Regions from separate parts of the Homo sapiens genome. Here region 1 is linked to region 2. Evidence: read pairs that join two places in POLR2A ChIA-PET (ENCODE). Cell type or tissue: Caco-2. All regions are shown on one strand. Region 1 overlaps ANKRD33B (ankyrin repeat domain 33B). Region 2 overlaps CCT5 (chaperonin containing TCP1 subunit 5).

Region 1 (5,000 bases), 330 kb before region 2:
GCAGAAGTTGGATTTTTAAAATCAAGATTCTGAAGTATTTCTAATATAGAAATACCCCTACAAGTGAATAAACCAGGACTCAAAACTTTATTTATAGATAGATAACTTTACAGATAGCTAATCTGGCAGAGCATATATATTTCACAGCACAAGTCAGAAAAGAACACCGAAAAATTCACTATCATTAGCTCCAGGTACTGGGAATACAGGTGACTGGTTTTTGTTTTTTTCTTTGTACTTCTCTTTTTTTTTTCATTTTCCACACCAAAAAAAAAAAAATTGTATCAGAAGAATAATAAAATACCTAATAAATATTACTATTCAATGTTGTCCGAGTAAAAGAATAAGGATCATGTTGTGAATGTGATCATTCACAGTGAAAATAAAGTAACTCTACTCAGAAAGATCTTTAACATCACTAAAATCTGGCCGGGTGTGGTGGTTCACATCTGTAATCCCAGCACTTTGGGAAGCTGAAGCAGGCGGATCACTTGAGGTCAGGAGTTCAAGACATGTCTGGCCAACATGGTGAAACCCCGTCATTACTAAAAATACAAAAATTAGCCAGGCAGATCACTTCAGGTCAGGAGTTCGAGATCAACCTGGCCAACATGGTGAAACCCCATCTCTACTAAAAATACAAAAATCAGCCGGGCATGGTGGCGGGCGTCTGTAATCCCAGCTACTTGGGAGGCTGAGGTGGGAGAATTGCTTGAACCCAGGAGACAGAGGTTGCAGTGAGCCAAGATCGCACAACTGCATTCCAGCTTGGGCGACAGAGCGAGACTCCATCTCAAAATAAATAAATAAATAAATAAATAATAAATAAAATCACTAAAATTGGAAACACTCTCCCACAATGAAAACTTCACATACCCCCAACACTTCACTGCTTTTTTAAATTCAGTAGGCTAAAGAGTCTCCCAATTTCTTAGCTAAGTAAATACTGCTGTTGATTTAAAAGCCAGGCAACACATGAATAATAATGTCCTGGTCTATGTAAATGTTTCAGAAAAGGCCCATATTTGCAGTGCTGTTAAAAGCCAGGAAACAAATGAGTAATGTCCCAGAATATGTAAATGTATTGGAAAAGGCCATGTTTGCACTGGAAAGATCCCTCACCAATTGAATCTGGCTGTGACTGCAAGATACCAAGAGCAATTTCCTAAATTGCGCATTAAGATGCCACACAGCAAAACTTATTCAGCACTAAAAGACTGAAGATGAGAACTGTTTGTTGGTCTGAATGTCCTCTTATAAACTGTATGGAAAATAAAGAGAAGAAAGCAGTATACACACACACACACACACACACACACACACACACACACACACACACACAGTTACAAGAACCCAACGCACATCGTATTCTCACAGTGTATCAGGTCTAAACAAGAACTTCCAATCAAGTAGAGAGCCACTGGCTGTGGCACCAACACCAGCCTTTTCTTTCTTCTTCATATAGGGCTGTGTTACAGTTGAACCTTAAACAACTCTTGAACTGTCAGAGTACACTTATAGGTAGATTTTTTTCAACCAAATCGTGGGAAGTGAAATCCACCTACAGAGGGCTGACTCTGTATACAGGGGCTCCACAAAGCGGATTGTGGGACTTGAGTATATGCAGATTTGGGTATAGGTGGGGGAGTCCTGGAACAAATTCCTCACGTGTCCTGAAGGATGACTGTATTTCTCGGTGTTACATAATGGAAGAAAGAAATGCTATGCAATTAGCATGGAGCAGAGACAACAGAGAAACTCCCAAGACCCACAAGAACATAGAATTCAGGGTCTTCACCACAGCCTATGTTGCTGCCTGTTGGGTCCTTGATGATAGAGCCCCGTGGCTTGTACTTGTCTTGGCCTCCAGTCTCCTGCGGAAAGCCTGGCACAGGGAAGCCATCACCAAAACTCTGGGATGGGCGAAGGACTGATGGATGCAACTGCTTCAGGTGAGGACAGAGAGGAGGGGCCCTGCAGTGAGTCCCATCTGTCAGACCCTGGACCCACAGCTCTGCTTTACGCATGACCCCATGGCCATGAGGCCATGACCCCATGACCCCATGCTTTATGCCATTGGCACAGCGCCCTCACCCAGCATGGTAACCCATCAAACACCTGGGCCCGGGCATTGTCTTTCATGAGGGCTCCCAGCAAGGCTACAATCCAGACATCTCCAGCACACCTGTTAGCCACACAGGCCTTTGGGCAGCCACATCTCCAGGGCTGACAGAGGAAGCCACAAACACCCAGGAAGTGCTTTCTAATTCCAGGTGTTTCTCAGTGCGTTTCTTTTCCCTAGAACAAGCAAAGCCACATGCTCCACAGACCCCATCTAATCACATGCTTAAACTCCCTTTGTCAAATGGAAATGACTGTGGAGACTCGAAGTCAGACCTAAGACGTCTAAGTTAAGGACCACAGATCAGCATCCCAAATATGGATTTGTCCATCAAGGACAATGTTTAGGGGACCTCAGGTTCCAGCTCTGTAGGCATCCAGGAAAACACTTGTTGATTTAAACAAACACTGAAAAGGCATTGATCTAAGTAAGCACAATGTAAGAGACGAGCTCACCACAACCAGAGCCTAAGAAGATCTGCCCTGGAAGACTGTGTCCACTTCAAAGAGGACCAAACTTCAACACGACGCCAGCAGAGCTCTCACTTACCACTGGAGTTGGGTCTTCTTCCTTCCCCTCCAGCTCTCCTTACCCAAGTCTGTCCTTCCCTTTGTGAGTAAAGCACTGGTCACTTCTGACCTCATCTCCTGCCCTCTCCCCATGGTGCTCTGCTGTAGTCCCTCTGACCTCTGGCTCTTCTAGAACATTCCAGCTCTACCACCTGCTCCACCAGCCTGGAAGGCTCTTTCCTAGACCTCCAAACAGCAAGACTTTCACTTCCTTCCAGGTCTTTACTCAAAGGTTCCTTCCTCAACGAGGACGGAAATTTTCAGCACCAGCCCAGTGCTGCAAAACCCTTTCCCTGCCTACCTTATCCCATCTCCTGAGCACTTGCTCCCTCCTGAGAAGAGGTGCATGTATTTGAGCTTGTTATTGTTTCTCACCCCCAAAATCACGTAAGCTCCACTTCAGCAGCAATCTCCATTTCTGTCTGGCATTCTGTCCCCTAGAACAGCGCCTGGCACAGGTACCCCTGTCCAATAAATATTTGCTAAATAAATAAATACATTAAACTGAAAAAGAGGCAACTTCATGCTGAATCAAGAGGCTTATTTAATGCAAATTGTTTTGTGACATTTCTTTTTTTTTTATTATTTTTTTGAGACAGGGTCTTGCTCTGTCTCCCAGGCTGGAATGCAGTGGCATGATCATGGCTCACTGCAGCTTCAACTTTCCAGCTCAAGTGATCCTCCTGCCTCAGCCTCCAAAGTAGCTAGGACTATAGGCATGTACCCCCACATCTGGCTAATTTTTGCATTTTTTGTAGAGACAGGGTCTTACTATGTTGCCCAGACTGGTCTTGAACTCCCAAGCTCAAGTGATCAGCCCACTTCAGCCTCCCGAAGTTCTGGGATTACACGCATAAGCCACCGCCCCCAGCTGACAGTTCTTTTTAAAGGGAGAATTCCAACAGAGAAAGTGCCTGCTTGAAGTGTTATTAGTTCATAAAAATCACTTTGAAAATCAAAGCCAAATGTATGATTTCTTGGTAAAACACGTGTCATGTGGTTCTGTTAGGCATAAAACAGTCATCTCTGGCCCCTCATTAATTTCCTGTCAATTACATTTTCACCGGGCAGGTGGCAGCTGCCACCACTCGTCTTCTAGGCTGCTCACGCCGGGCACTGGGTAAACGTGGCAGGATGTCCTCGAAAGACCGACTGTGATCTTCGGAGGGATATTTCATGCCTCCTGGGGTTAATCTCCTCAGATTACACTTTTAAAAGCTCCCTTGTCTTATTACAACTCCAAGAGAAAAATACAGTCAAATGTTAAGATTCAAACAACAACAAACACTCCAAATCACAAAGAGAGAAGCATTTACAGAGCCAGGAATTCTAATTATAGGTATTTTCCATCTTACAGAATAGGACCGCCTGTTGGAAGGGCTGGTAAACACAATTTTCCTACCAAAGTACATAAATTCTTTAACTGTAAAAAACACCTGACAAAACTCTTGGTGAGGAAGAGGCAGGAGAGAGCAGCGAGGCGTGCCAAATACCACAGATCCTTCCAGGTAAGAAGGCACTCAGGTTCACAACTCCAACAATCTTACTCCCTTCAGTCTCTATCCCTATTCCAGTGACTTCAACAGGAGAAACTGGCAATGTCTGGAGACTTTCATTGTCACAGAGGGGAAGGCACTGGTGCTGGCATCCAGTGGGCAGGGGCCAGGGATGCTACTCAGCACCTTGCCATGCACAGGACGGGTTCCCACAGCAAAGGATTATTAGAACCAAAATGTCCACAGTGCTGAGACCTATCCTATTTTTAAGAATTTTCAAAATAGTATATGTAACTGGCAACAGGGCACGATACTTGAATCATGTTCAAAAAGCAGGGACAGGTCGGGCGCGGTGGCTCGCGCCTGTAATCCCAGCACTTTGGGAGGCCCGGGGAGGGAGGATCACCTGAGGTCAGGAGTTCAAGACCAGCCTGGCCAACATGGGGAAAACCTGTCTCTACTAACAATACAAAAAAATTACCCAGGCGTGGTAGCATACACCTGTAGTCCCAGCTACTCGGGAGGCTGAGGCAGGAGAGTTACTTGAACCCTGGAGGTGGAGGTTGCAGTTAGCCGAGATTGCCCCACTGCACTCCAGCCTGGGCGACAGAGCAAGATTCCATCTCAAAAACAAGAAAAAAAAAAAAAAAAGCAGGGACAATCATCCACCAACCATGTGCGACAAACTGCCGGACTGCACAGGGCAGAAACTGAATGAGGTTGAGCATCTCCCTCATGGAGCTGACCAAGCTTCAAGAGAAAATATCCACCAATCAATATAAAACAACGCAGAATGAAAGGCATCTATACCAA
Region 2 (5,000 bases):
CTGACCCTCTGGAACTCAGTCCAGAACAGCAGCCTCCTTATACAATCTCTCCGTCACAACCCCGGAAAACCAACCTGCCCCTGCAACCCTCCTCAGATGGCAGCTGCTTTCCCTCTCACATGCTCAGAACAGGAGAGGGTCCTTCTTGCTCCTCAGTCACCTGCAGTGTTCCTCTTTGGGTCCCTGCCTCTCATTCTTTAACATTTTACTATCTAGCCCCATCGTCATTCCCTTCTCATTCTCAGCAACCTGCGCCTCACCAGCACGATCCAGTAACATCCCTGGCCTCTCAATTTATCTGTGGCCCCCCAGCACAGCTGAGGCACCATTCTCATGAAAACTGTCCCACCGGCCCAGATGATGGCCTTTTATTTATAAGCTCCCGCCAGCATGCTTCAATCCCTGAGGCTGGCTCTTCCTTGTACAAGCCAACAATGTTCCTGGCTCAGGAGCATCCCCATCTGTCCTCAGCCTGGAATGCTCCTCCCCCAGGGGCACTGCTCTCACCCTATGTTGGCCTCTCCTTACAGGTCACCTCTCTGACCAGTGTCTGTAATGGAGCTGTACCCACCTTTCTCTTATCTGTGTCTCAAGAGCACGAGCTTGGCTTCATTCCCTGCTGTACCTTTAGTGCCTACAACAGAGCCTGGTATGTCGTAGGCACCAAGAACCGTATCATCAATGAGTACATTCAACAACTTTCCCAAGAACAGACATGAAAATAGTCTCTAGTTGGTTTGCTATGATAAATAATACCCTAACCAACCCACGTTCCTGTCTTCTTGAGTACTGGTGTTTTCAACTCCCAAGGACGCAGCCCCCAAAGAGGAGTTGCTATGTCAGAGAGAAAGCACACCTACGCTAAGGTATTCATGAACCCAAACTAGACTTAACTGAGCAAAGAACTGGGATTACTATGAGTGCATTCTGGTTTAACTCCAGTTACTCATTAACTCTTGCCTAAAAGGTATAGTCAGAAATCTTAAAGGCAAGGTAAGCTAAGTTAAATTTGTCCAGGACGGCAAATATAATATGTACAATTGAAAGCACGGCTTTAGGTAACAGGGTCACTTCTTTCAGGACCCTGAACACACTACCATTTTTTTTGAGACAGAGTCTTGCTCTGTCGCCCAGGCTGGAGTGTAGTGGTGCAAGCTCAGCTCACTGCAACCTCTGCCTCCTGGGTTCAAGCGATTCTCCTGTCTCAGCCTCCTGAGTAGCTAGGACTATAGGTGCCTGCCACCATGCCTGGCTAATTTTTTGTGTTTTTAGTAGAAATGGCGTTTCACCGTGTTAGTCAGATGGTCTCGATGATCTCACGATCTGCCTGCCTTAGCCTCCCAAAGTGCTGGGATTATAGGCATGGCCACTGCACCTGGCCTGAACACGCTACCATTTTAAGACAAAATTAGAATTCTTCCCTGTTTATGCCTTTCTATGCAATTTGGTTTTTTCCTGTGTATGTTTTAGAACTGAAGAAAGACTACACATATTTACTAACCAAACCTAACTAACTGTACCCTTTGGGAGTTTAAATTCCACTGAGGACTCTGGTAAGACTTACTTGTTGAATCATCTCTTCAAATTTCTCCTTTTCGTATTTCTGAAGGGCTTTATAATCTTCGACAGAGGTCACATCCAGCTTATGCTTTGTTTTTGGTTTGGGTGGTTCAAATGGACATGTGAGAATTGCAATCTTCGCATCTTCCACTTTCTATGGGGGAACATAAAGACATTTTAATTGGTGGAATTAAGAGTTAACCAACAGTGCGAAGCTGTGAGATGCAATGGCTCACTTTTGGCATCTGTGGGTGACTGAAATCCTTGTCCACAATCACGCCCTTAATCAGTTTAGTGTCCTCCAGCCTGCCGCCCACTTTGCCTTCTACTTTGATAAGCTCAAAGTCAACGTCTCTCCGCTCCATATCTGCTACAGTGAGGACGGCATTCACAGCAATCTCAGCCATCTGTCGGTGACAACTGTTGACCCTGAGGAAAACACCACAAAACAAACTTCATTGGTTTCACAATTACTGCAACCAAAGCAGGCCACATAACACAATGTTACTCAAAGATATAAATCAAACGATGTTTTGAGTCTTCTAGAGGGGAATGCCATCTCAACCTGCATTTTCAACAGTCTGGGGCAGATTCTTAACCTGTGATCCATGGGCCCTAAAGGGGACTGTATACTTAGATAGGAAAAAATTACATCTTTATTTTCGCTAACTCTGAAATTTACTATTTCCTTCCATTATGAATGTACTCAAGAAACCACTGTAGTCTGGCATGAATTAAGGTCTTCTTAGAATGCAGCACTTTTACAGAATACTGTTACTATTTTACAAGTTCAGAACAGAATGGGAAAGGTAAGTAATCACTCAGGAAGAGTCACTCTTATCTCAATGAAGTGTAGCACTAACCAGGAACTGAAAGGACTGGACAGGGCATTTAAACTTTCCAAGAATTCACCACAACATCCATTATAGATGGAGGGTGTTACCTTTTTGAAAGCTTTGAAACATGTGAATAGACAGTTCAATAAATTAATTTTTGAGCCAAGAAAAACAACTAGGGAAACCTAGCACTTGAAATAATGTCTGAAATCACAGGTTATCTATAAAAGAGAACCATGAAAGTAAACATGTTGTATCTTAAGTAGATGACTTAATACTTGCAAACAGAACAAGGCCAACTTATAAAGCAACAAGAAAACTGATTTGTACACTTCAAGTAATGATGATGTCCTCCTTTCATGAGAAAATAAGTGTTATACTTGTGACAAGAGGCTACCCCTAGGGTACTCACTCTTGCCTAGGGAGCTAGTCTCTGCTGAGATCTGTGGTTAGAGGAGGACAGCAGGCATTGCTGAAGGCTTCTGCTCTAACATAGGCTTTGCTCAGGGGAAAAGGCAACAGAAGCAGACACTTTTCCTGCATTTTCCCTGACTACTCTGAGTTTAGAAGATCCCTCATTCCTTTTTGCTAAAACCACCACAAGCACACAATTGAAAACATCTCTCACTGATTTAATATAATGTAATAAAGCAGCTTACACTGGATTTTTATGTTATATTACGGCAACAGACCTTAAGTCTTTGGCATTGTACATAATCAGCGCACCCCTTGGCTGAGGTTGCTTAGAGTCTCCTGGGAGAAGAGCTGTGTCTTAGTGCCCATAAGACCTGGCAGTAAGCCTGGCAAACGGACATTACACGAACGCTGAAAACACCAGAGACAAGTCGCTTTCAAGACTCTCTTTACTAAATTATAATTTTGGATCGGCAATTTGCTGAATAAAAAGTGGAACCCACCCCCAATGGCTCCCCAGCAAAGAAATTATAGAAAGAAGTGTTAAGAAAATTCACATATCCTCCAGGTAGGACCCTTTCTAGTTGACTTTTTTTTTTTTTTGAGACAGGGTCTCGCTCTGTTGCTCAAGCTGGAGTGCAGTGGCATGATCATGGCTTGCTGCAGCCTCGACCTCTCACCTCAGCCTCTGGAGTTGCTGAAGTGTGTGCTACCATGCCTGGCTAGTTTTTTGTTTTGTAGCGATGGGGTCCCACTACATTGCCCTGGCTGGTCTTCAATTCCTGAGCTCAAGCAAGCTACTGCTTTGGCCTCCTAAAGTGCTGAGATTACAAGTATGAGCCACTGCATCCAGCCTTAGCTGATTTTTAACACAACCTATTCTGCTAAATTAAAATAACTATATTTTGCAAATATTGTCAAGGGGATTTATACCTGAACTTAGAAATTCAGTTCTCAACTTAAATACAAAATGCATCTGTCTACATCTACATTAAAAACAAAGCAAAACCAAGTAATCAAAACAAATAATCAAATCGATACAAATCCACCAGTGGTCATTTTGTGTTGCCTTTAAGAAATGGCAAACAAACTGCCTCCTCTACAAATGGGTAATCATATCATCTACTGAAACGTACACTTTGGAGCCCAGCGTGGTTTTTGCTGTCTGAATCAGGGGTTCGGTGTCCTTTATGTCAACAAGGACGCTATCGCTGATCTTGTCCAGGTGTTCAATAGCAACACGAGCAGCCTGCTCATAGCCATCGGCTATTCTGATTGGGTGAATGCCTCGGTCTAGCAATTGCTCCGCTTCTTCTAACAAGGCACCAGCCAGGACTGCAAATAAGCCAGCAGACAATCAGTTCAGGCAAACAACAAAACTTCACTTTTAGTATAATCAGCACAAGTTAGATGCTATCATGGAAAGAAGCAGCTTCTAGAATTAAGCTGCAAGTCATCTTAGAGGCAGAAGCCCTCTATTTTTAAAAGAAAGCCTCGTTTTAGTTCTAGCGAAGGTCGAATAGGACATGTGTCCCCTTACAGATGAACATTCAACCCTCAGTGATGTGAAGAACGTAACTAAAGAATATAATGTAAAAAGAACATTTTTCTAAGAGGTAAAAAGCTATTATGTTTCCTGGGCCAGGGTCTACTCAGTGAAATTCAGCCTGGTGATGAGACTAAAACGTGTTTATTATTTATTCCCCCCACCCCCATCCTCCTTTCTCCTCATTTTAGGGTCGCAAAGATGAATTTTGTTTAAATCTACAGCTCTCCAAGCGCACCGAGAACAGTGCTTGGCATACAATAGTATCCAATAAATATTTGTTGAATGAATTCAAATTTCATCTGCAGAAAAGGTAACCTTACTGATATTTTGTCTTCAATCTCCCCAACTTTTTAAAGATTTCAAATCTTCAGAAAAAAAAGGTACAATACTAAAACGAATACCAGTTTACTTATTAACATTTTGCCACATTTTCTCTACATGTACATACTGTTTCTGTTCAACTATTTGAGAATTAGTTACAGAAACCATGACATGTCACTCCTAAGTATTTAGGTATACAGCTGAGAAGAAGGGCATTCTCCTACACATCTGCAATATAATGGTCACAGATCACTCAGGAAACTCAGCATTGCAGTACATGATCCAAAATCAAATTCTTCCACGTTTCCCAAACATCCTTT

The links. ChIA-PET counts read pairs that join two places held together with the same protein. Peaks named below come from ENCODE experiments on the same cell type or tissue, not always from the same donor. Only the 100,000 strongest peaks of a DNase experiment are listed, where the experiment ranks them.
Region 1: POLR2A ChIA-PET joins it to region 2 with 5 read pairs; 2 of 35 experiments call an interaction of 5 or more read pairs at or near these places.

Annotation. Positions count from the first base shown.
Region 1 is chr5:10,582,828-10,587,827 of GRCh38, reverse strand. All of the region lies in intron 1 of ANKRD33B (ankyrin repeat domain 33B), which reads right to left. Among named protein-coding and RNA genes, the nearest start is that of ANKRD33B, 21 kb to the right of the region's middle. In Caco-2, no CTCF peak of the experiment used is centred here; no DNase peak of the experiment used is centred here.
Region 2 is chr5:10,255,100-10,260,099 of GRCh38, reverse strand. It overlaps CCT5 (chaperonin containing TCP1 subunit 5), which reads right to left. Exons shown (of 11, transcript NM_012073.5): 4 at 3,947-4,145; 5 at 1,797-1,989; 6 at 1,565-1,714. Among named protein-coding and RNA genes, the nearest start is that of CCT5, 7.3 kb to the right of the region's middle. In Caco-2, no CTCF peak of the experiment used is centred here; a DNase peak (open chromatin) is centred at 1,907.